2 separate regions of the Homo sapiens genome follow, and region 1 is linked to region 2. Evidence: chromatin contacts called from ENCODE POLR2A ChIA-PET data. All regions are on one chromosome and are shown on one strand. Each heading gives the region's core, a stretch centred on a gene start or an enhancer-like site at or near the end of the contact. The rest is flanking DNA. Distances are from core to core; before and after follow the strand shown. Region 1 overlaps TOM1L2 (target of myb1 like 2 membrane trafficking protein). Region 2 overlaps MPRIP (myosin phosphatase Rho interacting protein).

Region 1 (4,067 bases), core at 1,263-3,762, 710 kb before region 2:
GTTGGCCAGGCTGGTCTCAAACTCCTGTCCTCAGGTTATCCACCTGCCTTGGTCTCCCAAAGTGCTGGGATTACAGACTGTGAGCCACCATGCCCGGCCCAGTTTCTCTTAAATTAAGCTGATTAGCAGAGCATCAACCCTTTCCCCTCCTCAACTTCCTCATACACATTTGAAGGGGCCTTTTCATTTGGTAGAGTATAAATGTTTTAAAACTGTAGGAATAGGAGATCCCTGACTTAACAAACGTGCAAGCTGGGAAAGACCAGTATATTGACACATAGATTAGTGGAAGGCTGGAACCCATGTGTGATTGCAAAGCGCTGGCCCACAGCCGGACTGAGGGCTCCCCAGAGCATAGGGTGATGGGTCAGGTCAGCACAGGGGCTTTGTGCCAGGGGCAGCTGCTAGGCCCACAGCTTTGTTGAATCCTGAGTTAGAATAAATTAAATTACATGTTAGACACAAGACCTACATGTAATATGTATACTTAGAGGGCTGCCTGGGAATCCTGACTCTAAGGTATAAGAGTAATTAAGGAAGAACTCACTCCAACTTCCAAACAGCTCCACTCCAACTTTTGGACAGAGCCCATTTGTGAACTGAGTACTGTCTATAATTCTGCAAGATTTTATCTGGGAATCCACCTCAGATCTGTCACCTAAAAACACAAAACTTGTTGGGTTTTAAGGAGACTCACTTAAGCTTTCTCTGGGAAAAGGAGTTCCATGGAATTCAGGAAGAGCCGGGCATCCAGGGCTCACAAGGACCTGGCACGCTCTCTTCTGTGTCTCTCATATGGTTTCTCTGGAAAAACTCTCTTCTATGTACCCACACACCAGTGGGTTAGTTAGGGTTTTGAATAAATAATACTTGCATGTGATACAGAATTCAAGAGGTCTGCAAAAAGGCAGTCCAGTGAAAAACCTCCCTCCGCCTTTGGTTCCCTTCCTTAGGGGCAGCCACAGTTACCAGGTTGTTATAGCTCTTTCTAGAGAGTCTCTTCCCTACGCTGGCACCTGTGCTATGTATGTTTGCTTTCCTTCTATAACTCAACTAATAGCAAGCTTTGTACACTGTTATGCAAAGAACTTTATGCACATGTCTTTGAGTTTGGTGTATATTGGTGCATGAGTTTCTTTATTCTTTTTTGCAGCTGCATAGTATTCCATTGTGTCAATGATTTAATTTAACCTGTTGTGTATTGATGGACATTCAGTTTGTTCCCAGTCTTTTACATTTACAAACATGCTGCAGCCAGCAAATAGTCTTGCATATATACTAGTTCACATATCTGTAGGATCGTGTCCTCAAGTGGGATTGTAAGTATCTTTATATGTCTGTTCTTTTTTCCAGGCCAAAGGATGCCATTCGAGCCCTGAAGAAGCGGCTCAACGGGAACCGGAACTACAGAGAGGTGATGCTGGCATTAACAGTGAGTGCTATTCTCCTTGAGGAGAGAAGTCATCTGGGGAACTCCTTGCTCCTGGCCTTGCCCCCCTCACAGGGCCTTCCCTCTGCCCACTTAGCACAACCTCTGAATGGCTTGGTGCCTGGGCCACTGGAGTCCAGCAAAGCCTTCTGGTATTGCCTTTGGGTTTTCCTGTCCTCTGAAACAGGGAGTGGTGAGCTTCAATTTGGTAAATGTATACGAGCAGAAGATAAGGTGTGTGCAGTGCTGTCAGGTACAGAAGCCCAGAGCAGAGGAGCTAAAGGTTTTGGGTGGGTCCCTTTTCTGTCACCAGCCTGCTCTGAGACTGAGACCAACTCCTTCTCTAGATATCAGTTTCCTCTTTGTAAAAATGTTGGCCAGGCGCGGTGACTCACACCTGTAATCCCAGCACTTTGGGAGGCTGAAGCGGGAGGATCTCAAGGTCAGGAGTTCAAGACCAGCCTGGCCAACATAGTGAAACCCAGTCTCTACTAAAAATACAAAAATTAGCCAGGCATGGTGGCAGGTGCCTGTAGTCCCAGCTACTCAGGAGGCTGAGGCAGGAGAATTGCTTGAACCCGGGAGGTGGAGGTTGCCGTGAGCTGAGATCGCACCACTGCACTCCAGCTTGGGCAACAGAGTGAGACTTCGTCTCAAAAAAAAAAAAAAAAAAAAAGTTAACTTCCACCTATTGAGTACCTGCCCCTGCCTGGGACTGTGCTGAACTTTTTGGACATTAATGAATATGTTTACAACCACCCTCCAAAAGAGATTTTACTATCCTCCCCCGTACAGATGATGAAACTGAGGCTCAGAGAGGTCTGGAGGTTTACCCAGCCTTCACAGCTAGTGAGGTGTACTGAGCTGTGGATTGCCATCATAAAGTGGTCTTTTGCATGGGGTAAAAACTGAAAATAGCTACAAAGACTCTTGAAAAAGTCAGCCAAGTGATTTTTTTCAGGAAGGAACAGACCAGATTTTTGCCCTTACCAAAGCTGTCAGAGAATTTAAAAAGACGACTTCAGGTGTTATTTCTGTCTTGAGAACTAACAGTTTTTCAGATGTGGCAAAATCTGGGCCACAGTGAGTTCTTAAAATAGAAACTGTAACAGGTCACCAGGTCAACTTCTCTGGGGCTTTGAAATAGTAGGTTATTTATCCAAAACAACCATGTTTCCTTTTAAAGCAGAGAACCTGTTTGGATTTTTTGCCCAAGCGAAACCCCAAAACTTATTAAGAGAGTTCTGCCAGGGAATTGGGATTTGAATAATAAAGGAGAAAAGACTGGTTGAGAAATAGGGAGTTGAAGCTTTTATTTTATTTTTTCTCAGAATTTGAGCCACAGCATTCACTAAACCAGGAGTGATGCCCAAAACGAGTGGCTTTCAATAACTCATATCACGAGGGAATGAGCTCTAATATATCAGGGAATTTTACTGCTATCTAAAACATCTCCATTTACACACCCAACTTCATGGTAATCGTGTTGGATGGAAATCTTTCTAAAGTGAACTCTGCGTTTACTTGCCTTCCTCTAGCAGGGCATGATGGACACTGTTTGACCTTTCCTTGGGTTAGGTCTTCACTACAAACCCAGCCATGCCTTTGGGAGGCCTGTGAAATGCGCAGGGCTGCCGTCCCTACACTGAGGCCCCATCCTAGCGCGCTTTGCATGGTCTCACGTCTGCTGATAGGGCTTCACTTACTCTCTTAGTCACTTTCAGTCCTCCTGTTTCCTGTGGCCCTCTCCGGACTTCATATCTGTACCCACCAAAATTGTTAATATTTACCCAAAATAAGTTAGTAAGAAGCCCTGAGGGGCTCTCTGCTTGTGTCTTCATTTGTGGACTTAAACATCACTTCTGATTGCTTAGAGGCCCCGTTTACTTTCTCCATGGCTTTTGGCTTCATTCTGGAAAATTACCACTGTATGTTTCATGCCTTTCAACCTATAGGGACAAAACTGCCAGGGTCCTGTTTGGCAGGGTGGCCTAAAGCGGCTCTTGCCAGCCCAGGGAGGACCTCCTAGATCTCCTGCTCAGATAGGCTTTGGGGCTGCTCTGTGGCACATGCATCTCTGTCCAGGGCACTTCCAAGACCAGGCTGGGACACACTGACCTTGAGGACTGCTGTGCAGGAGAAACTAAGCATGTATTCCCTAATGGCGGGCAGTGGTTCCTGCCACTGTTGCTCTGAGAGTGGAGTGGAGCCCCAGGCTGCTCTACTCCTCAGACCTATGCCTGTTTTTCCAATTCTCTTCCCCACTCATAATTGCAGCCTCACCTTTCCCACCTGCTTCTCACAAAATAAAGCATACTTCTTGCCATCTGCCTTGACCCCAACACCCCACTGCCTGAGTTGGGAGGAAGGTTTTAGAGAATCCTAGAGAGAAGGGTGCCTGTAAGGCCCTTGAGAACAGAAAGAACCCCTCTGGTTCATTTCAGTGCCCCCATGGATCACTACAAGAGAGTGAATGCCAATTACCTCACGGTTACCAGAATCAGGCACAAGCAGAGACTCAGAAAGGAAAATGCCTCCTTGGCTTAGTAAAACCTGTGGTCACTCAGAGGCCCTGAGGGTGCTAACCTCCAGAATCTTCCTTGGCAAGCCCAGAGGAACCCGGGGCCTCCTAAGGTGC
Region 2 (4,360 bases), core at 1,045-3,544:
ATAAATCTATTAATAAGAGGGACAGGGATGGGGAATTACAAGACCTTGATTAATAAAAGCATCACCACCATTAGCACTTCTCGTTGTCCCTTTAGCCCCTGAAGGCTTCTTTAACTGGGGCAGTGTACCTTAATTAGATTCTGCATGTAAAGTATTTCTTACAATGGCTTGTGTGTGAACAGGTAAAATCCAAATTTTTATGTGAACTACCGTAATTCTAAAATGCTGAAAACTGGCCAGGCACAGTGGTTCACACCTGTAATCCCAGCACTTTGGGAGGCCAAGGCAGGTGATCACCTGAGGTCAGGAGTTCGAGACCAGCCTGGGCAACATGGTGAAACCCCATCTCTACTAAACACACACACACACACACACACACACAAGCCAGGTGTGGTGGTGCATGCCTGTAATCCCAGCTACTTGGGAGGCTGAGGCGCGAGAATCGCTTGAACTTGGGAGACGGAGGTTGTAGTGAGCTGAGATCGCGCTACTGCACTCCAGCCCGGGCAACAGAGCAAGACTCTGTCTCAAAAAAGAAAAAAAAAAAAAATCCACTGTAATTCAAAAGGAGGTAATCAGGCCCTGGCACTGTGTTCATGCCTGTAATCTCAGCAATTTGGGAGGCAAAGGTGGGAGGACTGCTTGAGTCCAGGAGTTCGACACCAGCCTTGGCCACACAGGGAAACCCCGTCTCTACAAAAAATGCAAAATTAATTGGGTGTGGTGGTGCATGCCTGTAGTCCCAGCTAGTTGGGAGGCTGAGGTGGGAGAATCTCTTGAGCCTAGGAGGCAGAGGCTGCAGTGAACCAAGATCATGCCATTGCACTCTAACCTGGGTGACAGAGTGAGACCCTGCTCCAAAAAAAATAAATAAAATAAAATAAAGGCCGGGCACGGTGGCTCACACCTGTAATCCCAGCACTTTAAGAAGCCAAGGCGGGCGGATCATGAGATGGAGAGCATCCTGGCTAACACGGTGAAACCCCGTCTCTATTAAAAATACAAAAAATTAGTTGGGCGTGGTGGCGTGCCCCTGTAGTCCCAGCTACTTGGGAGGCTGAGGCAGGAGAATCACTTGAACCCCGGGGGCAGAGGTTGCAGTGAGCCGAGATCCTGCCACTGCACTCCAGCCTGGGCAACAGAGTGAGACTGTCTCAAAAAAAAGGAGGTAATGAAACTGAAATCAACCCACTCTAGAGCTGGAGGCTACTGTTCAGTTTGCCTTTTGACCTGCGTGCTTATTTTGCAGATGTCTCTCAACTAAACAAAATCTCATTACACAGCATGCAAAGGGTGATGCAAAAATAGTTTATTATGATATAGTTTATGTAAAGTTAGGTAATATTTACAAAATAAAAATGATCAGCTACATCCAGGGAATCTAGCATGTCACACAAAGGAATAAATATTCTGACAAAGTAACACTTCAATTGTAGTGAATCGTTGATCACAAACTAACTTTGTAAAAAAAAAAAAAGCCTCAAGACGCCCCTCCCCCCCCCCCCCCCAAAAAAAAAGCAGCAGCTCAGCTGGTCAGGCTTTCTTGAGACACTGGCCTGACAGTGGATGGCCCACCCTACCCCGGGGCTCTACTTCTTAGACCCGAGCGCTGTGCTGGAACCTAGGGAGGCGGTACTCATTCAGCCCTTTCTTCTGCACACAGCTTTTAGTCTGTTTGTTAAGCGTTACCACTTAGCATTAGAACAGAAATGAAACACCAGTTGGAATTATACAAGCTGCTTCTTTTCATCATGTGACAGAACGTTTGTGAGAACTGCTGGAATCACAAGCTGCGGCAGAGGTGACTGAAGCATTTCCACTCCGTTCACATATAGCGCCCCAGCTTGGCACAGTAGGTTTTGCCTTTGATAACGAATTTTGACACTGACCCTGACAGAAGGGCACAGCTGTGAGAAAAATCATTAAGAATTGTAATTGTTGAGGAGCCACTTGGATGCTTTCTACCTTTTATAAATTGTACCCTAGGAAAACCACATGAAGTAATTCTTATACTTAACTGGTTTTGAATCCTAACAGTATGTCAGTAGATACGTTGTTAATACTAAAGGTAAATCCTAAAATCCTTTAAAATCCATTTTAATTGAAGCTTGTGATATAAATGTAACACAGTAGTGAACTGAGTGTTCTTCACAATCTATTCCTAGCTGTCTATAAAACTAAGGATGTGACACCACTAACTTCTCAAGGGCAGTGGGGGGCAGGGAGTGATGGGCGTGACCGTGAGGCTGCCAGCGCTGTGTGTGTGGCTGCGCCTCCGAAACACCCTTTCCTCAGGTGGCCGAGCTGCGCCTGGGGAAGGCCCCCACTGAGGCTGTGCCCGAGGAACATGCCGTGTCCACCCCTTGGGACTTGGACGTCCTCTCAGGCCATCCTACATTACTGGAGTCTCCAATTCTTAAGTATTCTGTGACTCAGTGTTTCCTTACCAATCTGACAAAAATAGGTGCTGTAAAAAACAGCTGCATCTAAGTTCTGCAGCCTCCACGGAATTCCAGGATATGACCAAAGGGCTGGGGAATCCAAACAGCTCCAGTGCTCCACAGAGCCCTGCCCAGTGAGTGGTCTTGAAGGTTCTCAGAAACTGCACATTTAGACCCTGATCCCAGAACTGTGCCTTCAACCAAGTCTCCCTAGGATAGCGTTAAATTACTGTGCAGAAGTCTGGTCAAGATGGCACCATCATTTTCTTAATTTTCCTGATTTTCCTTAAGGACTCTGGCTCTACCAAGAAGAGGCAATAGAGAATTCTTTCAATGAAACAATGTATGGATACAGGGCTATCGTTATTTTGGATATTGTACACTTTAAAACCATCTGTTAGATGACCAAACGTTTTACAAAGATGCAGCAGTCATTAAAAACATTTCCTTATAATGCTGGGCGGGCTTCAACGGTGCAGTCAACCCTGTTCTCCCCATCTTAAAAAGGGGTGTCTAAGATTTTTTTAAAAACCCATACAAACTCTGTCACAAAAATCCCTGCAGTAACTTCTCAGTAATATTTACATTGCTTGCTCTAAATAATATACAGGTTATTTTGAAGAAAATAAACACAGCTGCTTTTAAATACAGAGAAATTGCAAGCTACACCAAGCATGCAGTAGCTTAAGTATTCACAAAGTACTGCATCCGAACACCTAAGGACTCGGACCCAAGACGTGTTCAGACAGAAACTTGCCCCATCTCTAGGGATGATCTAGTGTTGAGCTACTGACTCCCCTACCCTGCCAAGAGCCTTTTCTTTTGTTGAAGGATTTCAGAGAAGGGAGATGTCTTCCCTTTACAGAGAAGCAAGAATACTTGAAGCTCACAGTTCTGAAAAGGGCAAAAGAATGAACAGGGTCTTGTCCCTGGCAGACAAAATTTGAGATAACTGATAATGTTCCTTTCCATGCTGGGTTTATGCCAGGCTTTCCTTTTAAAGAGCCTACAGCACGGTATTACTAGCCTTCAGCTCAGGCTGGTTCTTAACTGCCCATCAGCTGTGGACACATGCCCTTGCTGAAAGCTGTTTGGCCCAAATGTGTAAACACAAGAACTGTACAAAGGTAAAACGAAGAGCCCCCTCTAAGGGGTGGCTGCAGAACAACCTGCCGTAGCTGCTGTGCAAGGAAGAACGGCCATCTCAGAACGTTCTGTTGCTTGGCATTGAGAACAGTGGTGGCCTTCACCTTTCGATGTGAAGATGACCGTTCACTGGATGAAAAATCTACTGAGTTTACATCTTTAAAGTGGGTGGTGGCATGGAGAAGCCAGGGGAAGGAAGAAGTGTGCTTGTATATGGCACCTCCAAGCCTGAAGTCCGTGGAAAACCCACGTTCAGCTGCTATTACCTACTGGAGACGCTCGCGCTGAGCGGGCTAGGAACCTCTCTAGAGAAGAATGCTGGAGGGCAGGAAAGCCCAGGAAGGTGAAAGGTGCGAAAACAGTGGGTAGATACCTTAATTCTAAGGAACTTTTTAATAAGCAAGTTCCCAGCAGCTTTCTTCCCAAGTCCTTTTAGAAAGTGGGCTCTTTTGCCAGCACTGAGAACCTTCGCTCACTTCAGCTGAAAGGAGAAAACACAGGGCTGATCCCAGCTTGCAGGGAAGGGGAAACGAAACGTTGTCTCTGGCCTGTGTCACCTCTTAGTGCTCCAACAGGGACCTTAGGGCAAGTTACAACTTGTTTAGAAAGCAAATTCCTTGTACAACAGACCTATGGCTCCCCTAGCCAGGACTTTTATCTCATGCCCTAAAACGAATGAAGTTCCCAGGAAAGTGAAGCTTCTCATCAACATGACAAATTTTCTTTAAAATTTCAACATCAAATTCCTTTGAAGTATAATATCATACATTTCC

Evidence for each region. ChIA-PET counts read pairs that join two places held with the same protein, here RNA polymerase II (POLR2A).
Region 1: POLR2A ChIA-PET joins it to region 2 with 13 read pairs in activated T-cell. The contact joins two enhancer-like sites. POLR2A ChIA-PET finds 5 or more read pairs at or near these places in 2 of 52 experiments (A673 and activated T-cell).

What each region holds. Positions count from the first base shown.
Region 1 is chr17:17,895,961-17,900,027 of GRCh38, reverse strand. TOM1L2 (target of myb1 like 2 membrane trafficking protein) reads left to right here. Exons shown (of 15, transcript NM_001082968.2): 3 at 1,354-1,432. Among named protein-coding and RNA genes, the nearest start is that of SREBF1, 61 kb to the right of the region's middle. RefSeq lists an enhancer at 2,225-2,274. Within about 2 kb of position 2,512, at least 2 of the 41 ENCODE cell types and tissues checked have a DNase peak (open chromatin) inside an H3K27ac peak, as active enhancers do.
Region 2 is chr17:17,189,576-17,193,935 of GRCh38, reverse strand. MPRIP (myosin phosphatase Rho interacting protein) reads right to left here. Exons shown (of 24, transcript NM_001364716.4): 24 at 1,293-4,360. Among named protein-coding and RNA genes, the nearest start is that of PLD6, 15 kb to the left of the region's middle. RefSeq lists a silencer at 1,212-1,301 and enhancers at 1,472-2,137, 2,138-2,805. Within about 2 kb of position 2,294, at least 12 of the 41 ENCODE cell types and tissues checked have a DNase peak (open chromatin) inside an H3K27ac peak, as active enhancers do.